2 separate regions of the Homo sapiens genome follow, and region 1 is linked to region 2. Evidence: read pairs that join two places in POLR2A ChIA-PET (ENCODE). Cell type or tissue: GM12878. All regions are shown on one strand. Each heading gives the region's core, and the rest is flanking DNA. Links, peaks and the distances in the headings are about the cores only. Region 1 overlaps ADAMTS6 (ADAM metallopeptidase with thrombospondin type 1 motif 6). Region 2 has its middle 280 kb from the start of CWC27.

Evidence for each region. ChIA-PET counts read pairs that join two places held together with the same protein. Peaks named below come from ENCODE experiments on the same cell type or tissue, not always from the same donor. Only the 100,000 strongest peaks of a DNase experiment are listed, where the experiment ranks them.
Region 1: POLR2A ChIA-PET joins it to region 2 with 7 read pairs; 2 of 35 experiments call an interaction of 5 or more read pairs at or near these places.

Annotation. Positions count from the first base shown.
Region 1 is chr5:65,167,286-65,179,838 of GRCh38, reverse strand. It overlaps ADAMTS6 (ADAM metallopeptidase with thrombospondin type 1 motif 6), which reads left to right. Exons shown (of 25, transcript NM_197941.4): 23 at 6,831-7,007; 24 at 9,066-9,222. Among named protein-coding and RNA genes, the nearest start is that of ADAMTS6, 310 kb to the left of the region's middle. In GM12878, for the core only: no CTCF peak of the experiment used is centred there; a DNase peak (open chromatin) is centred at 7,218.
Region 2 is chr5:65,041,943-65,054,495 of GRCh38, reverse strand. No RefSeq gene overlaps it. Among named protein-coding and RNA genes, the nearest start is that of CWC27, 280 kb to the right of the region's middle. RefSeq lists enhancers at 3,941-4,080, 10,204-10,313, 10,794-10,933. In GM12878, for the core only: no CTCF peak of the experiment used is centred there; DNase peaks (open chromatin) are centred at 4,145, 5,442 and 5,955; H3K27ac peaks cover 3,427 bases.

The DNA of each region.
Region 1 (12,553 bases), core at 2,693-10,692, 120 kb before region 2:
AAAACAGGCTGATGGTGTTAGGGACACGATAATTTATGTGTTCTACATCCACTTATATGGTACTTTTAACATTAATCTGTGTTTCCATGTCTGTCTCCTAAATAAGACTCTGAGCTCCTTGAGGGTAGAGACTATTTCATTCATTTTTTTTTTCTGAAGGTGGACAGGATTCTTTTTATTTTTTATCCAAGTAGCCTAAATGACAAAAGACCAGTATCCGCATTCATTTCCACACAGTCCTAATTCATGACAAATGTACTTATTTTCTGCCATATAGCCTCTTTCCTAATTAAGAGAACCACATCCTATTCCTAAGTTATTACTATTAATGACAGCACAGGTATCAAACTTCAAGGTGACTTGTTTGGGCACCCCTTTTTCTTTTGTTTTGGCTAACACCTTACTTGTATCATTTATGAGCCCCCACCAGTCCTCAGTCCTTAATCTTATTTCACAAACTATGGTCATGGGAGGCTCAGATGGGTCATAACACACATCAGGTTGGTCATTTCCTGGGCTACATACCTTGTATAGAATAGTATTATACAAACAAGTTCTTTTTAGAGTCCTGGTACACTTATAATAACCATAAAATAATAGGACTGTAGCAACTTTTTGTCCTACCTCAGTGACTTGATGTATACACTGGAAACAGTCCTCAGTCTGAGGAAGGTCAGTTGAAGTCCTTACTGTACAAGTCCAAATTTTAAGGAAAATGAGTCCCGTGATGAGTTTTCTCATGCTTCGGCCATGCGTGGACCAGTCAGCTTCCGGGTGTGACTGGAGCAGGGCTTGTCATCCTTTTCAGAGTCACTTTGTAGGCGTTAGCGAAGCTCCCGTCCACGTACAGCTCACAGTCTACTGATGTTCAAGGATGGTCTCGGAGGTTGAGCCTGCTAGAATAAACTGAGTCCAACACCTCTACACAGTTATGTTCAACTGGGCTCTCTGATACCGGGAGCAAGGTGGTGGGGTTTAGGGTGTTGCAAACTTCAGTGGTTATGCGGGGATTTTCATATAGCAAGCTTTGGTACTTGGTTAATCTGGCATTTGTTAACCAATGATGTCCTTTGATAGTCATTAAAGTTACCACAGTATGGGGGGCCTTTATATTCAGGTTTTGCCCAAGGGTTAGTTTATCTGCTTCTTGTGCTAACAGGACCATTGCTGCCAGGGCCCTTAGACATGGGGCCAGGCTTTGGAAACCCCATCTAGTTGTTTTGAGAGATAGGCCACTGGCCTTGGCCAGGGCCCCACAGTTTGGGTTAAAACTCCAGCTGCCATTTTTTTCTCTTTCTGACACATAGGGTGTAAAGGGTTTTGACAGTTCAGGTAGCCCCAGGGCTGGGGCCGACATGAGTTTTTCTTTTAACTCATGAAAAGCTTGTTGCTATTGGTTATAATAGATGTAGTTTATCCAATCTACATTTTTATTAACTGTCACCCACCAAAATATTGACTCAAATCCTGCCTCTATTTGATTTCAAGCTTTAAATTGATGTGGTATTCCCCGTGGGACTCCAATTGCGTCTAAATAGACGTGAGAGTTGAAAGACCCATAAGGGGCTTTCTCGCACGATGTCTTATTTTTCCTCCCTCTGATTGATGAAATGTCAGGGTGAAAGGGATAGCTAATTGGACTAAAATACAAGTGCCACTCCAGTTATTCAGCAGAGTGCCCAGTAAAGGTCCACCACAATACCATCACACATCCGCTCGGGGATGAACAAGAGCTGACTGATTGATAAGCTCTTGACAATTCTTAAGCTCACTGCATCCCTTCAGGTCTCCAAGGAAGCTAAGTTTCCTCCCTGTCGTGAGAGACACGAAGTGAACTTAGTGTTGGAAGAGGGAGGCTGGATGGCCCTCGGGGACTGACCTGCAAGGTGCTGGACATTGGGATATAGCAGAGAGAGCTTGGCACGACTTATTACTCCAGGTTGTGGAATCCTGGAAGAGAGCTACCATGCAGCCCACGCCTGGTCGACTGGAGGACCACCTTAGTGGAAAGGGGACAGTCTGGGCCTCTGGCCTGCCATGTGCACAAGCATAATAATTGCTTTTGTTTAACGTGCAGATGGAATATTTGATCGACTCCAACCAGGCATTTGCATCTTGGTATCCTGTTTTAATTGCCAAAGTTTGTTTTAAGTCTTTAACTTTTATGATCCTCGAGTAAAATGAATGTACGATTTTAGGAAATTACAAAAACTGGTTGGGGCAGTCCATCCTTGCTCTTTAGTGGTCCACAGAATGTTGGACCAACTACAGCATAAAAGCTCTACATTGGGGGGCAAGAATCCTGGTTGACACTAGGGTCTTTATCAAAATTTCCCTGGATTAAATGGTCCTAATTTACTAATGCCCAGTCTGAGAAGAGTCAGGAGGGACAGAGGTACTTTTCTGAAGTAGAGAGCTGTCTTTGACTTGGCAGGTCCCCACAGGGTATAACAAGGCAAGCATTAAATGCAATAGTTTGAGGCGAAATTGACTTGGTTATGTTAATAACTAGATGGTCAGCAATAGAGCGAGGGAAGAAGAAAGAGTAATAGAATAGATGAAAGAGTTAAATTTTTCTTAGCTTTAGTTTGATAAGGTTTTCCCCTGGGACTGTGGCCCACGACTCTGGAGGTGGGGGCGCTTTGACTCGGGTGTGATGAGTCCATCCCTTTTCCGCTCTACGAACGGCAGTCTCAGTGGTTAACAGCACAAGGTAGGGTCCTTCTGAGGCTGGCTTGAGTTTTTCTTCTTTCCACCCTTTGATGAGAAGGTGATCTTCAGGCTGGTGCTGGTTTACTGGAAATTCTAGGGGTGGTACCTGTGCTAAAAGACTTTTAGTTTTGAGGGAAAGGAAAGTGGAAGATAAACCAAGTATATAATTTCTAAGAAATTGACCTTTTGTTTTAAATGTGGGGACATCAGCAGTGGACTTTATTGTCCTTGGTGCCTTCCTACTGAGAAATTTCCTTTAGCACCTATTTTTATTAGTTTTTAGACCAAAGAAGCCAAACACCATTTTATATCTGACAGTGCTTCCTGTATGATTTTTATACCAGATAAGCTAAATTTCACCTTTTACTGTGCTATTACTGTGCTATTAATGTTAAACTTAGTTTTAATAAACTTTGTAGACATTTATTCAATTTTTAATGTCAGACCATAAGGTAAGATTTTTATAGACTCTTTTTAACCTTTTATAATCTTTGTTAAAGAGCAGGTTAGTGCTTTAAGAAAAACCCATTGTGTTTTTACTTTAATGTCCAGTTCACAGAAAAACTGGATGATACCCCTTTAACTTTAGCCAATATGTTTACACACAGAATTTTCTTTACAATTAACGTTTTAAAACTTGCTTAAATCTTCAAAACAATATATACTTTTTAACCTTTTAATGTAGGTAAAAATTTACATTGTTATGCCTCCTTATAATCCTTTTACCAAAGGTATATTTTACTTTCCTTATACAACTTGCACATAAACTGTTTTGTTTTACATTCAGGAGGCCTAGTTACTTTTAAATTATACAACATTTCTTGCATAAATTCTTTTTTTAATAACATTTTTTTCTTTCACGACTTTCGCAGACAATTTTTCGACATGCCTCAACTTTCTGACTTATTACAAACATTTATTTCTTTAAATAACCAGTTAATTTATTTCAGGACAAGAACTTCCCATATAACACTCTTTTTACATAAATTCTGCCCCCCCCTTTTTTTCCCTTTTTTTTCCGAAGATGATAACCATTCTTTTCCAAAGCGAACTTCTTTTATGTCTGTGGACTAGACTGTCTTAAGGCCACAGGATTAGAAGTTACCATAATACATGTTACACTGTTAACTTTTAGCAAACTTTACTTTTGTTGAAAACCTTTTAAGTTTGGGATTTCAATTATCCTTTGCTATTAATAAGACCTTGTTCAGTCCAAATTAACTTAGAATTGGTATAGATGTTTTTTTTTTTTTTCCTTCAATTACCTGGGAGGAACCATCGATTGTCCTGTCCTGAAGGGAGTTCCTCCTAGGTCTGGTCAGACCTTTGTATGGTAATTAAGATTTAGATCCCCTGTAAGGAAACCTGCTGGGTTAAGGGAATTTTCAGTGGTTAATGTTAAATCATCCTTTTTTTTTTTTCCTTAGGATACTTCTGAACTGGTGAGATGTGCTCACAATGAGGTTTCCTCTAAAAGTTATTTTTTTTACTTTCTTCTGTTAGCAAAGCAGTTGCCTACAGATTGAATGCTTCTGGGCCATCCACAGGTTACTGGGTTAAGGATTTTTGATAGGAAGTCCTCAGTGCTTTCGGGAATACGCCCTTGTTTACACTGACAACAAAGTGGTATTAGAGTGTTACAGGGTTACGGAGAATACCTTTAATTATCAATTATAGGTTTTAAATTTACCTTGGCTTTTAAAGGAATAGGGTACACTGTTTTTTTTTCCTTAACTTCTGGTATATTTCTCTCTTTCTCTCTTTCTTTCTCTCTTTGACTTTCTGTCTCTCTCTTTTTGACTTTGCTTTTGCCTCTGTCTCTTTCTGCCTCTCTGCCTCTCTCTTTCTCTCTCTCTCTCTCTCTCCTTGACTCCCTCTTTGTCTCTCTGTCTCTTCCTCTCTCTCTCTTTGCCCCTTTTTCTCTCTCTTTCCTCCTCTGTCTCTCTCTGCTGGTCTTTCCTTGTCTCTGCCAGCCACTTATGCTGCTGTTCTCTCAACCACTGGTGAGGGGGGTGTGGGGTCTAAAACCAGCTGTAACCAAGGGTCTATGTATGGGAACTCATCTGGGTGCCCTGGCTTACAGGTTACCTTGTGCCATACCTTTGAAACAAGGGACCTGTCCAGGCTTCCTTCTGATGGCCAACCCACCTCTAATGCTGGCCAGTCTATTTCACACAAAGTTCTAAGTTTTCCTGGTGTCATAGTAACACCATAATCTCCCTTAAATCCTTCCTTGAAATTTTTCAACATAGTTCCTAGTGGGGTGGGCTTACTTTGTGCCTGACCCATGCTTCTTCGAGACAAAACACCATGCTCACACCACAAAACAAAGAACGAGTAAAAAGGGCACACACACACACTTTTACAGTTTACACCAAACTCAGAATCAAAACCAAAATCAGAGTATCCAGAAATCCAAGCCAGGTCAAAAACAAAACCAAAGTATCAAGCAATCCAAGTCAAGTCAAAAACAAAAACCAAAGTGCCGGTACAGGCAGACCGTGGGTGATCAGGCCACGCTTCCACTCAAATGGAGTGGGCAAGTTCCAAAGACTAGTCTTACCAAGTTTCAGATGTCCAGACTCCAAGTGCCAGTTCCTTCCCGGTGTTCAGCCACTGCGTTGATCGTCCACGGGGGCCTGCCACGTGCTCCTCTGGCGAGGCGTTCCACCAGGCCAATTGCCTACCCAGGAGTGCTCTCAGGATCCGCATCGGCCAAGCTGGCTGGAGTGCCCCATAGGGATGCTCCACAGGGCAGGCCTAAGCCACCTAAGGGGCTGCCTCGACCGTCCGACTGTCTGTTAATCACCTCGCTTCCCGGTCAGGGAACCAAGAAATGTAGCAGAACAAGCCACGGGCAAAACCCCTCAGACACCGAGTTAAAGAAGGAAGGGCTTTATTCGGCCAGGAGCTTCAGCAAGACTCACGTCTCCAACAGCCGAGCTCCTATTTCATTCATTTTTATATCTCTCCAGTCTAGTGTAGTTCCTGTAGGAGATCTGGAAATGTTTCTCGTATGAAAGGTATATATACAGTGCTTCCAGATGTTGTGGGTAAGGTCCTCACTTGATTGAGGGGAAGGAAGTATAGATTTTTTTTTTTTTTTGAGACAGAATCTTGCTCTGTCTCTAGGCTGGAGTGCAGTGGTGCAATCTCGGCTCACTGCAACCTCCGCCTCCTGGTTCAAGCACTTCTCCTGCCTCAGCCTCCCAAGTAGCTGGGGCTACAGACACACACCACCACACCCAGCTAATTTTTGTATTTTTAGTAGAGACAGGGTTTCACCATGTTGGCCAGGATGGTCTTGATCTCTTGACCTCTTGATCTGCCCACCTCGGCCTCCCAAAGTGCTGGGATTACAGGCGTAAGCTGCCGTGCCTGGCCTGAATTACATATTTTAAGGAAGGGTCCAGACATACAGGGGAGAAAGCTGGAAGACTCAAGTCAGCTACCATGTTAAATAGGTGACTTCTAGAAACACCTGGAGATGAGGTACATAAGATTTGTGACATAGGGAAAAACATCCTTCCCTCAGTATGACGAACAAACAGACCCAGTTCTAAAGAACAACTTCCTTAGATTTGTAACTGATGGATGGGGAAAAGTCCAGAGATTTTCTGTGCAAGAAACCTTCACCTGTGACCAAGTATTCTTAGCGACCCGACATAAGAATAGTTTATCTAAATCAACCCTGAACTTGCTTCACAGACACAAGTTCTTTTGGTCTACTAATAACATACAAATTCCTTTTAGAAGACCACACCCACCAAGTAGGAAACGAAGGTTTCCACATTCCAAAAATTAGCAGAATCTTATCACAGCTGACGGGGCTAAGGATAGAGAGGAATAGAGGAATCAACCTATCCCCAATAGAGCAAGAAAATGAGTTAGCCAAGAAAAGCAAATGTTGGATTTAGCTCTTCAAGACCTTAAGAAAAAGATAAAAGTACCTCTGCTTCAAAACTTTTAAGGAACGTTGTATCTGAGAGACTTTGCCTAGAACTTAGTATATGTGTATATTCTATACTAAAACACACATTTACATGAAGAAAGACTTTCTTCAAATTTTCCTCTGTCTTTAAACTGTCGTGATTCATTACTATTTGTTTTATTTCCAGTGTACTCCAAAATGTGGTCCAGGATTCAAGCATCGGATTGTTCTGTGCAAGAGCAGTGACCTTTCTAAGACATTCCCAGCTGCACAATGTCCAGAGGAAAGCAAACCTCCTGTCCGCATCCGCTGCAGTTTGGGCCGCTGCCCTCCTCCTCGCTGGGTCACAGGAGACTGGGGCCAGGTAAGGCGTTTGTACTGTGGGCTCCTGCTGAAATAGCACCTTGAGACACAAACCTGAGGTTCCTTGTGTGATCATTGTAAGGGCTTGAGAGATGAGTAAGAATTAACACGTAGAAGTCTAAGTATGAGGCATGAGTGTGAAACAGTGCACAAACCACAGCCACCACATGTGGACACATACAGAGTGAGCCAGTGATTCTCCCACACCCACACACTTCCCACTTCAGATTCTATTCTTCAGATCCATTGTGGTTAAAATTAAAAGAGAAATAGAATAACCGATAGAGATCTGAACAAGCTACCAAAACTTTGGATTCTAGTCCCAGCTGTCAACTGAAAAGGAACAAATCAGTTAACAGCAGTGTCTTCATTTTCCCACTTGCAAAATAGAGATAATTACTCTTTTTTTTTTTTCTTTTGAGATGGAGTCTCACTCTGTCGCTCAGGCTGGAGTGCAGTGGCGCGATCTCGGCTCACTGCAAGCTCTGCCTCCTGGGTTCAGGCCATCCTCCTGCCTCAGCCTCCCGAGTAGCTGGGACTACAGGTGCCTGCCACTACGCCCAGCTAATTTTTTGTATTTTTAGTAGAGACAGGGACTCACCATCTTAGCCAGGATGGTCTCGATCTCCTGACCTCGTGATCCGCCCGCCTCGGCCTCCCAAAGTGCTGGGATTACAGGTGTGAGCCACCGCGCCTGGCCAAAAATATATATATTTTTAAGGCTCTTCATGAATATCCTTACAAGTCCTGTGGGTGCTTTCAGAGTTTTTGCAAACAAATCCAACAGGGCTTCAATGTGTTGACCCTGTAAACATCACCATCCCCTGTGTTGGCACCAGTTACTTCCTCATGCCTTTGATTCCAAATTTCATAGGCTTTCTGGTATTCTCGATGGCAGGCCCATAGATTAACCCAGCTTCATTCTTCAGCCTCAGCAGCTGATCAGTCCCAAGTGAAACTAAGCCTCTCGGACAGTAACTTCAGTTCTGAAGTGACTGAATCCCAGAGTAGATGCAAAAGGAGAGGGAGACACGCTCATTTGAGAACACAGACTACTTCTCAGGTTTGTGTGGCTGGCAATCCCTTAGAAAACCTGAGGGACTTATTTAAGCTCTTTTTTTTTTTAAATGACCCCATCACCAGGCTCCACGCCTGTCACTGCTATTACACTGAACTAATAGTTTAATCACATACAGGACACTCCAATAAGCCATCAGGTTATTTACCTGCACACCTATAATAAATAGGGAGCAATAGTGATTTCCTAGCCCTACAATCTCTCATTATTCTACTTCATCACAAGGATTTTCTCATGACACTCCTGCTAGAGTTCACCAGCCTTGCCGGGAATTGTTGGAGTGATAGCAAGAAATCTCTATGTATTATCTTCTGGGAAGTATATTGAGTCTGTTTGCTAGGGTAATAACATGATCTTTGACTTTCCAAACCAGTTTGATAGTAGAATGACCTAATCATACACCTCTCAAAAATGAACCACATGTGGGCTTTAAAAGTTAATATTGTGGCCAGGCGCGATGGCTCACACCTGTAATCCCAGGATTTTGGGAGGCTGAGGCGGGCAGATCACGAGGTCAGGAGATTGAGACCATGCTGGCTAAGATGGTGAAACCCCGTCTCTACTAAAAATACAAAAAATTAGCCGGATGTGGTGGCGGGTGCCTGTAGTCCCAGCTACTCGGGAGGCTGAGGCAGGAGAATGGTGTGAACCCGGGAGGCAGAGCTTGCAGTGGGTTGAGATTGTGCCACTGCACTCCAGCCTGAGCGACAGAGCGAGACTCTGTCTCAAAAAAAAAAAAAATTAATATTGTGGCTGGGCGTGGTGGCTCATGCCTGTAATCCCAGCACTTTGGGAGGCCAAGGCAGGAGGATTGCTTGAGGTCAGGTTCGAGACCAGCCTGGCCAACATAGCAAGACGCTGTGTCTCAAAAGAAAAAAAAAAAAGTTCATATTGTGTTGTATTTGAAATGACATAGTATATTTTTTACCTCCTGAAAATTGTTGAGATTAATATTTTGTTTCTTTGTGTCTTTGGATTTAGTGTTCTGCTCAGTGTGGCCTTGGACAGCAGATGAGAACTGTGCAGTGTCTCTCCTACACCGGACAGGCATCTAGTGACTGTCTAGAAACTGTTCGGCCTCCATCAATGCAGCAGTGTGAAAGCAAATGTGACAGTACCCCCATTTCTAATACTGAAGGTGAGTTTTCCATGGAGGAGGGGCCTGTGGTTTCTAATGACCCACCTTTACTGTTCCCAGGGTCTGAAGAGCACAGTAAACCCACTACTGTAGTGTAGTTTGAGTAGAGCATTTGTGAAAGCTGCTTATATGCAGACAGCAATCAGGAAACCCAAGTTTTTTCCTGACTTTTTAAGTAACTTTATGACCTTGTTAAGTCACTTAACCTCTCTGGAGCTAAGTTTATCTATAAAATAAGAAATTGGAGTAGATAATCTCTAAGATCATATCCAGCCTTGTATTCTAAGTTTGATTTATAGTAGGACTTTAGAGCTGTTTCCTAATGAACTACTCTTGAAGTGCAAACTTCTGTTTCTTTTTGGATATGACAGTGGATCTCTATCATTCTGAAGATTTAAATTCATTCTTGTTATACATATAATGAAAGCATATGTTTGAAACTACTTGCATTTTAAATGCTAATTTTCTTATCGTAGAAAAGTAGAAAAATAATTATGTAGCTGTTTATAAAGGTGGACAAAGTTCTTTGTGCTCTGGAATTTCTCTTTCTGTTTTGTTTTTGTTTTTGTTTTTGTTTTTAATTATACTTTAAGTTTTAGGGTACATGTGCACATTGTGCAGGTTAGTTACATATGTATACATGTGCCATGCTGGTGCGCTGCACCCACTAACTCATCATCTAGCATTAGGTATATCTCCCAATGCTATCCCTCCCCCCTCCCCCCTCCCCACCACAGTCCCCAGAGTGTGATATTCCCCTTCCTGTGTCCATGTGATCTCATTGTTCAATTCCCACCTATGAGTGAGAATATGCAGTGTTTGGTTTTTTGATCTTGCGATAGTTTACTGAGAATGATGGTTTCCAATTTCATCCATGTCCCTACAAAGGACATGAACTCATCATTTTTTATGTCTGCATAGTATTCCATGGTGTATATGTGCCACATTTTCTTAATCCAGTCTATCATTGTTGGACATTTGGGTTGGTTCCAAGTCTTTGCTATTCTGAATAATGCCGCAATAAACATACGTGTGCATGTGTCTTTATAGCAGCATGATTTATAGTCATTTGGGTATATACCCAGTAATGGGATGGCTGGGTCAAATGGTATTTCTAGTTCTAGATCCCTGAGGAATCGCCACACTGACTTCCACAATGGTTGAACTAGTTTACAGTCCCACCAACAGTGTAAAAGTGTTCCTATTTCTCCACATCCTCTCCAGCAGCTGTTGTTTCCTGACTTTTTAATGATTGCCATTCTAACTGGTGTGAGATGATATCTCATAGTGGTTTTGATTTGCATTTCTCTGATGGCCACTGATGATGAGCATTTTTTCATGTGTTTTGTGGCTGCATAAATGTCTTCTTTTGAGAAGTGTCTGTTCATGTCCTTTGCCCACTTTTTGATGGGGTTGTTTGTTTTTTTCTTGTAAATTTGTTTGAGTTCATTGTAGATTCTGGATATTAGCCCTTTGTCAGATGAGTAGGTTGCGAAAATTTTCTCCCATGTTGTAGGTTGCCTGTTCACTCTGATGGTAGTTTCTTTTGCTGTGCAGAAGCTCTTTAGTTTAATTAGATCCCATTTGTCAATTTTGGCTTTTGTTGCCATTGCTTTTGGTGTTTTGGACATGAAGTCCTTGCCCACGCCTATGTCCTGAATGGTAACGCCTAGGTTTTCTTCTAGGGTTTTTATGGTTTTAGGTCTAACGTTTAAATCTTTAATCCATCTTGAATTGATTTTTGTATAAGATGTAAGGAAGGGATCCAGTTTCAGCTTTCTACATATGGCTAGCCAGTTTTCCCAGCACCATTTATTAAATAGGGAATCCTTTCCCCATTGCTTGTTTTTCTAAGGTTTGTCAAAGATCAGATAGTTGTAGGTAAGCGGCGTTATTTCTGAGGGCTCTGTTCTGTTCCATTGATCTATATCTCTGTTTTGGTACCAGTACCATGCTGTTTTGGTTACTGTAGCCTTGTAGTATAGTTTGAAGTCAGGTAGTGTGATGCCTCCAGCTTTGTTCTTTTGGCTTAGGATTGACTTGGCGATGCGGGCTCTTTTTTGGTTCCATATGAACTTTAAAGTAGTTTTTTCCAATTCTGTGAAGAAAGTCATTGGTAGCTTGATGGGGATGGCATTGAATCTGTAAATTACCTTGGGCAGTATGGCCATTTTCACGATATTGATTCTTCCTATCCATGAGCATGGAATGTTCTTCCATTTGTTTGTATCCTCTTTTATTTCCTTGAGCAGTGGTTTGTAGTTCTCCTTGAAGAGGTCCTTCACATCCCTTGTGAGTTGCATTCCTAGGTATTTTATTCTCTTTGAAGCAATTGTGAATGGGAGTTCACTCATGATTTGGCTCTCTGTTTGTCTGTTGTTGGTGTATAGGAATGCTTGTGATTTTTGTACATTGATTTTGTATCCTGAGACTTTGCTGAAGTTGCTTATCAGCTTAAGGAGATTTTGGGCTGAGATGATGGGGTTTTCTAGATAAACAATCATGTCGTCTGCAAACAGGGACAATTTGACTTCCTCTTTTCCTAATTGAATATTCTTTATTTCCTTCTCCTGCCTGATTGCCCTGGCCAGAACTTCCAACACTATGTTGAATAGGAGCGGTGAGAGAGGGCATCCCTGTCTTGTGCCAGTTTTCAAAGGGAATGCTTCCAGTTTTTGCCCATTCAGTATGATATTGGCTGTGGGTTTGTCATAGATAGCTCTTATTATTTTGAAATACGTCCCATCAATACCTAATTTATTGAGAGTTTTTAGCATGAAGGGTTGTTGAATTTTGTCAAAGGCTTTTTCTGCATCTATTGAGATAATCATGTGGTTTTTGTCTTTGGCTCTGTTTATATGCTGGATTACATTTATTGATTTGCGTATATTGAACCAGCCTTGCATCCCAGGGATGAAGCCCACTTGGTCATGGTGGATAAGCTTTTTGATGTGCTGCTGGATTCGGTTTGCCAGTATTTTATTGAGGATTTTTGCATCAATGTTCATCAAGGATATTGGTCTAAAATTCTCTTTTTTGGTTGTGTCTCTGCCCGGCTTTGGTATCAGAATGATGCTGGCCTCATAAAATGAGTTAGGGAGGATTCCCTCTTTTTCTATTGATTGGAATAGTTTCAGAAGGAATGGTACCAGTTCCTCTGTGTACCTCTGGTAGAATTCGGCTGTGAATCCATCTGGTCCTGGACTCTTTTTGGTTGGTAAACTATTGATTATTGCCCCAATTTCAGCTCCTGTTATTGGTCTATTCAGAGATTCAACTTCTTCCTGGTTTAGTCTTGGGAGGGTGTATGTGTCGAGGAAGTTATCCATTT
Region 2 (12,553 bases), core at 1,774-9,773:
GAGGTGGGAGGATCACTTGAGCCCAAAAGATTGAGACTACACTCCAGCCTGGATGACAGAGTGAGACCTTGTCTCCAAAAAAAAAAAAAAAAAAAAAAAAAATTACAAGGCTATAGTATTGTAGTATTGGTATAAAAATATATAGACCAATGGAACAGAATTGAGAATCCAGAAATAAAGCCACATACTTATAGCCAACTGATCTTCAAAAAAGCTGCCAAAAACATACATTGGGTAAAGGGCACCCTCCTGAAAAAACTGTGCTGGGAAAATTGGATATTCATATGCAGAAGAATGAAACTGGACCCCTATCTCAGCATTTACAAAAATCAACTCAAAATGAATTAAAGACTTAAACATAAGACCCAAAACTATTAAAATACTAGAAGAAAACCTAGGGAAAACTCTCCTAGTCATTGGTCTAGGCAAACAATTTATGACTAAGTCCTCAAAAGCACAGGCAACAAAACAAAAATAGACAAATGGAACTTAATTAAACAAAAAACCTTCTGCACAATAAAGAAATAATCAACAGAGAAAAGATAACCTGTTGAATGGGAGAAAATATTTGCAAATTATTCATTTATTAGGGGACTAATATCCAGAATTTACAAGAACTCTAGCAATTCAACAGGAAAAACAACAACCAACAACAAATAATCCCCTTAAAAATAGGCAAAGGATATAAGTAGACATTTCTCCAAAGAAAACATACAGACGGCCAACAGGTATGTGAAAAAAATGCTCAACATCACTAATAATCAGAGAAATGAAAATTAATACCACAATGAGATATTACTTTACCCTAATGGCTATTATGAAATAAAAAATAACAGATGTTTGGTGAGGATACAGAGAAAAGGGAATTCTTATACACTGTTGGTGGGAATATAAACTAGTACAGCCACTGTAGAAAACAGTATAGAATTTTCTCAGAAAACCAAAATAGAATTACCATTAGACCCAGCCATCCCACTCTTGGAATCTACCCAAATGAAAAGAACTCACTATATCTAAGGGATACCTGCACTTGCACGTTTATTGCAGCACTATTCACAATAGCAAAACTATGGAATTAATGTAAGTGTCCATCAAAAAAAGAATGAGTAAAGAAAGTATGGTGTGTGTGTATATATATATATACATATATATATACACATATATATACACATATATATGCATATATACATATATATGCATATATATGTATGTATATATGTATGTGTGTATATATACATATACACACACAATGGAATATTGTTTAGCCATAATAAAGAATGAAATCATGTCATGTGCAGCAGGATAGATGGAACTGGGGGTTATTATGTTACGTGAAATAAGCCAGGCACAAAAAGACAGATAAGACATTTTTTCACTCCTATGTAGGAGCTAAAAAATTTGATCACATGGAGGTAGGGAGTGAAAAGATAGACAACAGAGACCAGGAAGGGTGATTTGGCAGGGGGGTGAAGAGAAGTGGGTTAAAGGGTACAAACATATAGTAAAGTAGAAAGAATAAATTCAGTGTTTGATAGCACAGCAGGATGACTATAGCTAACAAAAATATATTGCACTTGGGTGATGGACATCCTTGATACTCTGACTTGATCAGTATGCATTATATACATGTAACAAAATTTCACATGTATCCCATAAGTTTGTACCAAGAAAAACACTGAATTGCCACTGTATTAATAGATCAGCATAGAAAGAAAGAAATAGTGTTGGGACAATTGGATACCCACATAGAGAAACCTAAAGTTAGGTCTCTCTTTACACCATACACAAACACCATGTCTAAGTGGAGTTAAGACTTAAATATGAAAGGCAAAGATATAATACTTTTAGAAGATAAATTAGGACAATATATTTATGATATTCTAATGTAAAGAAGGAATTCTTTAAGCAAGATATAAAAACCTAAACCATAAAATAAAAATGGGAAAATCTAATTCTGTTAGATGTCTGCTATTGAAAGACATTATCTAGAGAATAAAAAGAGAAATCAAAAAGATGAAGACAATATTTCAACAGATATACAAACAACTAGTATCCAGAGTATATTAAAAATTCCTATAATTCTATAAGAAAAAACATGCATTCCAATAGAAAAATGATCAAAAGTAGGCATTTAATGAAAGAGGGTTCAACTTCATTAGTGCTCATCTTTTCTAGTAATCAGGGAAATACATAGTAAAATTATAATTTCATGCCTACTGAATAGGCAAAAATTTAATTATGAGAAATCCAAATGTTAGCAAGGATGTGGAGTAATGAGATCTCTAACTCATTGTTAGCGGGAATATAATCTGGTGTAAGCATTTTCAAAAACACTTTGGCATTACCTAGTAAAATTAATACATGCCTATCTGAAATCCATCCCTTATCCCTCCAAGTATGTAGCTTAAAGAAATCGCATATGTGTGTTAAAAATCATGTATAAGAATGCTCTAGCAGTATTATGCATAACAGCTATGATTGGTAACTCTTCAAATGTCCATGAAAAGTAGAATAGGTAAATTTGGTATATTTATATAATGGAATATTACACAGCAGAAAAAAGGTACAAATGACTACAACATGTATCAACATGGATGACTCTCAAAAACATGGATGAATGATGATCAACAGAAATAAACTACTAAAACTCAGGCAGTATGCTTTCATTTATATTAAGAACAAAAACTAGCCAAACTAAGTATTAAATTCTAAGAGATACAGGCATACTTAGTAAACTGTAAAGAAAAGCAGGGGTATGATTAATACAAAATTCAGATGCTGTTTCTCTTGCAGGGAGGAGAGGGCACTATAATTTGAGAGAGGTACACAGAGGTCTTTAAGGTACTGGTAATGTTCTGTTTCTTATCCTGGGTAATTGCTGCACATTTCATTATTTTTTTTAATACTCTCCAGATAACATTTATTCATTTTTATATATGATATATTCCCCCAATTAAATGAAAAGTCAGCTTTGTAATATTGTGGCCAAGACTGAATGACACAAGACATATAAAGTGCCAAGCATCTAAGAAGTGCTCAATATGAAGTGTCTAAATTTAAAAAATAGAATAAAATAATGTTTACCTCAGACCAGTACTAGAGTTGGGACAGGAGGGCACAGAGGGGTGGGCTGGAGACACCAAGACATATTCTCATGGGGCCCCACATGGGATACAGAGACTCAGACATTGGCTGGAGTTCATCCAACTCTTGAGGAATCTGCCAAGTGAAGCAAGCAGATGCATTCCAGAGGATGGCATGTTTACAACCTCTTGGCCTGACACCGCTGCCATAAAGGCAGCCAGCCCAAATCCCTTTCTTCTTAGGTACTAATGAGCCCGAGGACATTATATTCTTCATGGGAGAAAATACTGTTTTTTAAAAGAAGATGAACTGCTTCACTGTGTCCCCTCCCCATCCATCAGCCCTGCAGAAACTTAGCAGGAAGTGATGCGGCCACTAGGCATAGCTCATTCACCTCACCCCTGCCCACGGGTCTCAAACACACTGGCTGAAAGCCATGCCTCACTGGTGGCTCTCAAGGTCTCTTAACAAACCTTAACTGAGCACCTGATAAGTGCAGGACATTTTGCTAGACACATGACGTTATGGGTTGAATTGTGTCCCCCCAAAAGTTGTTGAGGTCCTAATCCCCAGTACCTGTGAATGTGACCGTATTTGGAAAGATCTTTGCAGATGACCACAGTAAGACGAGGTCGTTAGGGTGAGCCCTAATATAAATGGTGTACCTATAAAAATGGAAAGTTTGGACACAGAGACAAGCACATGGGGAGAATGCCACAGGAAGATTAGAGGTATGGTGCCACAAGTCAAAGAACTTGCAGAAGGTAAGAGACAGCCTGCTACAGATGGAATGTTTGTATCACCACAAAATTCATATGCTGAAATCCTAACTCCCAATGTGATGGTATTAGGAGGTGGGGCCTTTGGGAGGTATTAGATCATGAGGGCAAAGCCATCACAAATGGGATCTGAGCCCTTATAAAAGGGATCTCAGAGAGCTCCCTCACCCCTTTTGCCATGTAAGGACACAGGAAGAAAATGAGCATCTGTGAAACAGAAAGTGAGCCCTCACTGGCCACCAAATTTGTGAGCACCTTGGTCTTAGATTTCCCTGCCTCCAAAACTGTGAGAAACACATTTCTGCTGTTCATAAACCACTCAGCCTATAGCATTTTGTTATAGCAGCCTGAGTGGACTAAGACAGAAACCTGAGACAGATCCTCCCATCATACCTTCAGAGGGAGTGTGGCCCTGCTCACACCTTGATCTGAGACTTCCTGAACTGAGAGACCATAAATTTCTGTTGCTTAAGACACCCAGTTTGTGGCACTTTATTTTGGCAACCCTCAGAAACTGATACAAATGGGCAAAGACACAGAAAAAATACGACTTCCTGCCCCCAAGGAGCTTACTGTTTCCTAAGGCCTGGAAAGAAACAGCTGTATGTCAAACAGAATGAAATAAGTAAAATAACAAAAAGTAAAGGAAGCACTCTGGCTGTGCAGGCTAGAGAATTCATAATTCTCACTATAGAGTATAATATGACACTTTACAATTATTGATTTTTCTTTCACATATTCATTTATTCACAGGGGACTGTAGAATGTATTGGTTAAGTGGTTAAGAATACATTGGCTTTGAAGTCAAATAAATCCAAGTTCAAATTTTAGCTCAGTTGGTTTCTAGTCATGTGATACCAGGAATGTTATATATTTTCATTAGGGCTCATTTTCTCCATTTATAAGATGAGGATAATCATTCCTATCTTGCGGAATCATTATATGCATTAAGTAACATAATGTGTTGGAATATATAGTCATATATATACATATATAGCTTAATACAGTTCATAACACATAATAAGTATTCCATAAATGGAGCTGCTGCTGCCAGGAGCAGCAGCATCACTATTCATCCAATACAAGGTGATTGTGTCTGCCTTTGAGCCAGATGCCGTGCTCAGGATACAAAAACAAGGCAATGGGCCAGGTTCAATGGCTCACACCTGTAATCCCAGGAGTTTGGGAGGCCGAGGTGTGCAGATCACTTGAGGTCAGGAGTTGGAGACCAGCCTGGCCAACATGGCAAAACCCATCTCTACTAAGAATATAAAATATTAGCTGGACATGGTGGCACACGCCTGTAATCCCAGCTACTCAGGAGGCTGAGGCAGGAGAATCTCTTGAACCCGGGAGGTGGAGGTTGCAGTGAGCTGAGATCATGCCACTGCACTCCAGGCTGGGTGACAGAGTGAGACTCCATCTCAAAACAAAATAAAAAACAAACAAACCATCAAAAAAACAAGGCAATGGTTTTTGCCTCCACAGAGCTTACAGTCTAGTTCCTTCCTGTACTGAAGACAGATGTGGAAGCTAACCATTATTTTAAAAATAGAATACATACAGAGAGAAGTGTCAACCTAGTTGGAGGTTTCACATCTTGAGTGAAGGATTAGGGTAGATGCAGAGAAGAGGTGATGCTTGAGATGAGTTTTGAAGGCTGAGTAAGAGTTTGTTGAGGAAAGGGCCATTCCAAGGAGCAGGAAGGAGTATGAACAAGGGAACAGAAGCCAGAGAGTGTGGGCAACACTTGCAGAGGGCAAATAATTTGGTGCAGCAGAAGCACAGGATCGTGAGAGAGGAGAGGATCCTGGAAAGATGGGCCAGGGTCACATTGTAAGAAGCTTTATATGCCAATTTGAGTAAGTTTGACTTCATCTATTGGCAATGAAGAGCTTTTAAGGGACTTTTGTTTTACAATAATGTGTGGTAAGGAAGGGAGTGACATGGTAAGATTTGCTTTTGGACATACTGCTCTAGCATTGGTGTGGAGGGGAGAAAAGAGGCAGAGGAACCAGATAGGAGGTGGTCACCACATTAGTCAAGATGACAAACTATAAAGACTAGAACTGAGTCAGTGGTGGGGGCATGGGTGGACTTGGTAAATAGAAGATAGTGTCAGTTGACATCTGTGATGCTTTGTAACTGCTGGGTATTTCTTGAACACCCTTTCTATCATTAGGGAATTTCCCAATTACAGTCCGTCCTCCTCAAGGAAGAAGTGAGAAACTCATTTTCTCACCCCTGGCAGGAGGGTGCAAGTGTGTGACCTGAGCTCTGCCCATCAGACACCATCAGGACTTTGATTTGGAAGAGAAGGATGTGAAGAAGATATTGCATGGAATTCATTCTGAACAAGGATGGTAGTGAGACACTACCATCCTTGTGAGTGTGAGTTTTGAGGCACAATAGTCTTAGCAGTCACTTTTCACCCCAGAGTTGGCATGCAGTCTGTGGCAGCAGCAGGATTTCTGCTGGATAGCCTGGCAGGGTGACTTCGGCATTGTTCCTCTCTGGAAAGTATCCAAGTCAGGCCCTTGGACTTTCCTGAAGATTCTACATGCTACCTAATAAATTAATACATTTCTTTTTTTTTCTTAAGTTAGCTAGAATGACTTTTGTTTTCTGCAACTTAGAACATGATCTGATACAAGTAGAAATGATGGCATTTGGAGATAAACTGGGAGTAAGGAAGAGGGTGAAATTTAGAACATCCATATCTTTCTCAGGTACCTAGGTGCATGATAGCGCTGCTAAGTAAGCTTGGGAATGAGTGGGAAAGAGCAGCTTAGGAGAGAGAATGGGAGCAGCTTAGGGGAGAGCGTGGGAAAACTCAGTTTTCGAAATACTGAGTTTGAATTTCTTTGGGAACATATGAGTCAAAGGTGGTGAAAAATACGAACCTTGATATCTGCAAGGAGGGCTAAAATCAGATTTTGGACTTGTCAGAATATATTTACCTATTAATTAACATTAATTGAGTACTTATAATGGTCCAGACACTGAGGAAACAACAGTAAGACAAGATCCCTGCTTACATAAAACTTACGATCTAATGGGATAAATCAGAAATAAGTAAACAATTTAAAAGAATGATCTGGAGAGTGATAAGTGCTACCAAACAAACAAGCGGAGCCGAATAAAGAGATAAAGGGTGATGGTTAAAACAGCTGTTTTAGAAAGAGTGTCCATGGGAATCCCTCTCTGAGGAGGTGACATTTAAACAGAATTAGGGAGTGAGCCCTGCCAAGTTTTGAGGACATGGGAAAACATTCTAAGCAAAGGGAACAGCAAATGCAAAGAGAAAAATAAGCTGAGGGTGTTTAAGGAAGAGCAAGAAGGCTAATGTGGCCAGAGTGGAGTAAGAGGATAGTGGTAGAAGATAATCTTGGAGAAGTGGGCAGGGACCGGATGACACAGAGTCTATATAGTTGATTAGCATGAGAAATTTTCATTTCATTCTAAGTGTCGTAAGAAGCCATAAGGGGGCTCTGAGCAGGAACAGAAATGAGGTGACTTATTCTTTTAACTCTCACAGCTGCCTTGTGGTGTCTTTGGGGGTCGCAAGAGTGGAAGAAGGTAGATCAGTCAGGAAGCTAGTACCTTAATCTGGGCAGAAGATGATGGTGGCTTAGACTCAGAAGGTGATGAAAACAGTGGTGTGGTGAGAAATCATTGAATGCCAAATATCTTTAGAAGGTGCAACCAACAGGATTGCCAATGGAATTACTGTGAGTGTTAGAAAGAGAGAAATCTAGGATGACTCCCAAGTTTTGGCCTAAGAACTAGGTGACCAGTGGTGTGATTTAATGAGGTGGGTGAGGGCAGGACTGGGGCTTGGTAGTGGAAATCAAATATTTTGGCTTGAATATTAATTGAAAATGACTATGAGACACCAAAATTGAAAAGCTAGGACTAGAGTTATCAATTTGGAAATCATTAATTCAGAAACAGTATTCAGACACAGAACCAGGTGAGGTCACTGGAGGACAGGATGGGAACACCTGTCCACAGGACTGGATGAAGTCTCCAGACAGTAAATGTGGATAGAGAAGAAGACTTAGGACTGAGACTTTTGGTCATGCCCATGGGTAGCATTTGAATAGATGAGAGGGAACTAATTTCTATTAATGAATAAAAGAATACCAAGTCTCCTGGTATTCTTTTACTCATTGATAAAAACTAGCTCTTTCTGTGGAGACTGTGGTGTTTCACGAGTCAAAAAAAAAAAGTAGTTTCAAAACAGAAGGAGTAACCAATCATTTCTTTTTTTTTTTTGAGGCGGAATCTCACTCTGTCACCCAGGCTGGAGTGCAGTGGTGCGATCTCAGCTCACTGCAACCTCTACCCTCCGAGTTCAAGCGATTCTCCTGCCTCAGCCTCCCAAGTAGCTGGATTACAGGTGCCTGCCACTGCACCAGGTTAATTTTTTGTATTTTTAGTAGAGATGGGGTTTTACCATCTTGGCCAGGCTGATCTTGAACTCCTGACCTCGTGATCCACCTGCCTCGGCCTGCCAAAGTGCTAGGAGTACAGGCATGAGCCACCGCGCCCAGCCAGGAGTAACCAATCATTTCTTATCTTGCTAAGAGATTGAGTAAAGAAAGATTCTAAGAACTGACCACTGGAACGTGGAGGTTGCTGCTGGGACCTTGACAAGTGCAGTTTAGATGGCGTGGTAGGGATGACAGACTAATTAGAGTGGTTTCAAGAATGAGTAGAGCCGGGTGTGGTGGCTCGCTCCTGTAATCCCAGCACTTTGGGAGGCCAAGGCGGGTGGATCACGAGGTCAGGAGTTCAAGACCAGCCTGGCCAACATGGTGAAACCCCATCTCTACTCAAAATACAAAAATTAGCCAGGTGTGGTCGTGGGCACCTGTAATCCCAGCTACTCGGGAGGCTGAACCAAGACAGTGGCTTGAACCCGGGAAGTGGAGGTTGCAGTGAGCTGAGATCATGCCACTGCACTCCAGCCTGGGCAACGGAGCGAGACTCCATCTCAAAAAAAAAAGTGAGTAGAAAGTATAAGAGTGGGGTTGGTGAGAACAGAGCTTTAACAAGAGGCAGTGCAATGGGTGGAGACAAATGGTGAAGGCAGTATCTGAAATAGGGAGCACAGTTGAGATTGCCCAGAGAAAATGTGTAGATTGCAATGAGAAGAGAGTTGGAGATAGAACCTTAGGAAACATCAAGAAATGGAGACAATTTCCTCAGAAGATAGATTGAGATAGGAGAAGCAGGAAAGTACCACGGCCCAGAAACCAAGAGAGGAGAGGTTGTAAGGAGGAGGTGGTGAGCAAAGTCATACGTTGCAGGTAGCCCAGATAAAAAGGACTTCTGGAGTTAGCTGTTAAGAAGTTCTTGGTGATCTTAACAGAGGTAATTTCAATGGTGGCAAAGGTAGAGGCCAGGGTGTGTTCTATGGGGAAGGAACAGAGGTGAGGAAAGGAAAGAATAAACTCAGGCCACTATTTGAGAAGGAAGAAGAGAAAACTGCTATAAGGAGCCACAGTTGAGGTAAATTTTATTTTTCAGGAAGAGGTATTTCAGCATAAACATATGTGAGAGGAAGGAGCAGATGGAAGTGCAGGAGTAAAGGGTGATGGTGGATGGAAGAGGGAGGGTTTAGAGCACAGGCTGGAGGACTCACCCTGAAGGAGGGACAACCCTTTCAAGGTAAGAGGAAGGAGGCAAAGGTGGAAAGAGATGCACATAATGGTCCAAGAGGCAGGAAGTGCTTACTTGATGGCCTCTATGTTCTCCCTGAAGTAGGAGGCAAGATTCAGTGATGGTGGTGGGTGCTGGGGTGGGGGATGGCAGTGGGGATGGGGTGGGGGTAATAAGAAGGATGTGGAAAAGAGAGCTGCAAGGGTGCTACCTCAGTGTGTTCACAAATACCATTATCTACCTAACGTTTTGGTGTTTGTCTCTCTGTCCCAGCAAACCTCCCAATTCCGTCTCCCTCCCTTTTCCTTCCCCCATAAATCCCTTCTCAAATCCCACCTGCAGCTGTGGGGAAGCTTCCTGTCATGGGTGAGTTATGGAAGAAACCTTTATCTTTCCTCTCTGGCACAAGTTTTTCCCCAGGAGGCCTGTACTGAGCCCATCACAAGCAAAACTTAGAAAATAGAAAAAGCAGAAAACCAAGGCAAGACATTTTAAAGACAAGTACATTGCAATGAATTATAAATTTAAAAATTATAAGTTGAATGGTTGCTGAGCATTGTGGCACACACCTGTAATCCCAGCTATTCAGGAGGCTGAGGCACGAGAATCGCTTGAACCCGGGAGGTGAAGGTTGCAGTGAGCCGAGATTGTGCCACTGCACTCCAGCCTGGGCAACAGGGCGAGACTCTGTCTCAAAAATGAAATAAAATAAAAATGATAAGTTGAATGAGTACTTAATAGATATGTGCTACCTATTTTAGTATTGAAACTTCTGTGAGGCAGCAGTTGTTTTCGTTTTGTGTCTCCTTAGAAGGTAGTTTAGAGAAGTGACCTTGGAACTCCACTTCTTGGGCCCAGATTAGAGATAAGTAATCTTGGGCTAGCTACTAAATCTCTCAGTGCCTTAGTGTCCTCATCTGTGAAATGGGAATTGTAACAGCACTGCCCTCTTAGGACTATTGTGGAGATTAAATGACTGAATGTGTGTAAAGCCCTTAGAATGGTGCTTGTGTTGAAAGCAGTCAATAACTGATAGCTGTTAGAGTTACAAGTTCTGTAAGAGTGCAGGCACATTTTGGACCCCACAAAGGAAATGCTCAAGAGACTAAAATACTCTTTTAAAATGTTGTAGGGAGAGTAGAATATCGTATTGTGGTGAAAGTGGGGTGCTGGATCTAGCACCTAATCTTGGATTCTTTTTTTATTCTATGAAAAAGTCCCTCTGCTGCATGGGAGTGCAACGTGTTGACCTAAGGACAAAGTGTGAGGCTGGTGAACAGGGAACTTCTCAGTTCCCATTCAGTGCCATCTCTTTTCTTGAGAGGTTTATTCTTGTTGCAGATGCCCCGTGTTCTGCTATGCTTCCTGCTATCTGAGTTCCCTCTGCCCCTCCACTCCTATTTGGAGAAGTCCTTATGCCACATAACACACACCTCCCCGTCAACTTGAAAAATAACCTATCCTGATTCCCAATTCTTCAGGTGAGAGTCTCCATCAGCTAGCTGACTAGGAGGACTAATCTAGCATACTTCTTTCCAGGCAACATTTGCTTTTAACAGAGGCCACTATGAAGAGGTAGCAGGGCTCAGTGGTTATGGGCACACTAAGCAAGAGGGGACTGCCGCCCACACTGTAGAGAGCAGTGGGATTTGGACAGTTACAGGTCCCCATGGCCCATCCTGCTTGGAGTCCTTTGGAGGGTTCTTCTAGAAGGGATTATGTCTATCTAGACTCTAAACCCTAGAAAATAGGAAATGACATTTGTCCACCTCACAGGAGTGCATCATGCTTGTTGATAGCGTTGGACTCTAATTTCTCTGGAGAGATGGAATCAACTCTTTAAGTCTGGGAATAAGAATAGCAAAACATCTTTGAAGCTATTTTTGAATGTTGTGCTGTTATTCTGCGGTAGGCCTCATATCCCTAGTGGTCAATGTGTGTGATTTGCAAAAAAAAAAACATATCATAGAGCCTAGCCATCATAGAGCCTCTCAGCACTTCACAGTGTCATCTCCAGGTGCTTCCTTCCACTCTCTCTCTGTCCTTCATTTACTGAGACTGTGAGGAGGGTGGTCCTTTTCTAAGTGTAACTGGGAGGAGGGGTTCTCACAAGGGGAAATCTGCACACTCTTCCTGGGTCTTTGTATAAGTAAGAGAGCAGCCAATAAAAAGTTCACGTCCTCTGCCTAAAGAGACGTGACAGCCAAATACAACACACCATTCCTGCCTGGATCCTGAATGGGGAGGAAAGAAAAGAATTGTAGGAGATATTTTGAGACAATTGAAGAAAGTTGAATATGGATTGTATATTACATCAGTGCTACCTGGAGTGTGCGTTGTGGCCCAGCAGTGGTGGCAGTGTCACCTGGGAGCTTGTTGGAACTGAAGAATTTCAGTCCCATCCAAGTGATTTATCCGCACATTGAAGATTGAGAAATATTATATCAGACAATATTACTGTGTCGATGTTACATTTCTGGTATGTGAGAATGGTATGGCAGGAGAATGTCCTTGTGTGATGAATGGGTGTGTGTGTGTGTGTATACACATACGCCTTCCAAGTGGGAGAATTCAGTCTGCAATCCACACCACCCTGAAGGTGAGGCCTTCAAGGGAACTGGATTCAAGACTCTTGGGTAGCACCATGGATTGTCCTGTGGAAACCATTAGAATCTTCTAGGCTGGATATACCAGGATGGAGATGTGTACTACGTTAGGAAGAAGAAAAATGCTGGAGGTAGACAAACCCCCAAGGGATGAGGCCCTTGAGTCCTGAAGGTATCTAGGGATTCATTCCCACTATGGGACAGCAAGTCAACAGGTTAGGAGTTCGGGTGTGTTCCCTAAACTCGGTGGGGATTTTTTTCCCCCTTGTTGGATGACACAGTTTAAAATTCCTTTCTTCATATGCTATAATTCCCTTTGGTTCTCTCCAGCCCTTTATCAAGGTCAGACACACCCCTACAACTTTGTGTGTTGTTGACAAGAGAAAAGTGAGACCTGCCCTGTGTTCACAGCCCTCT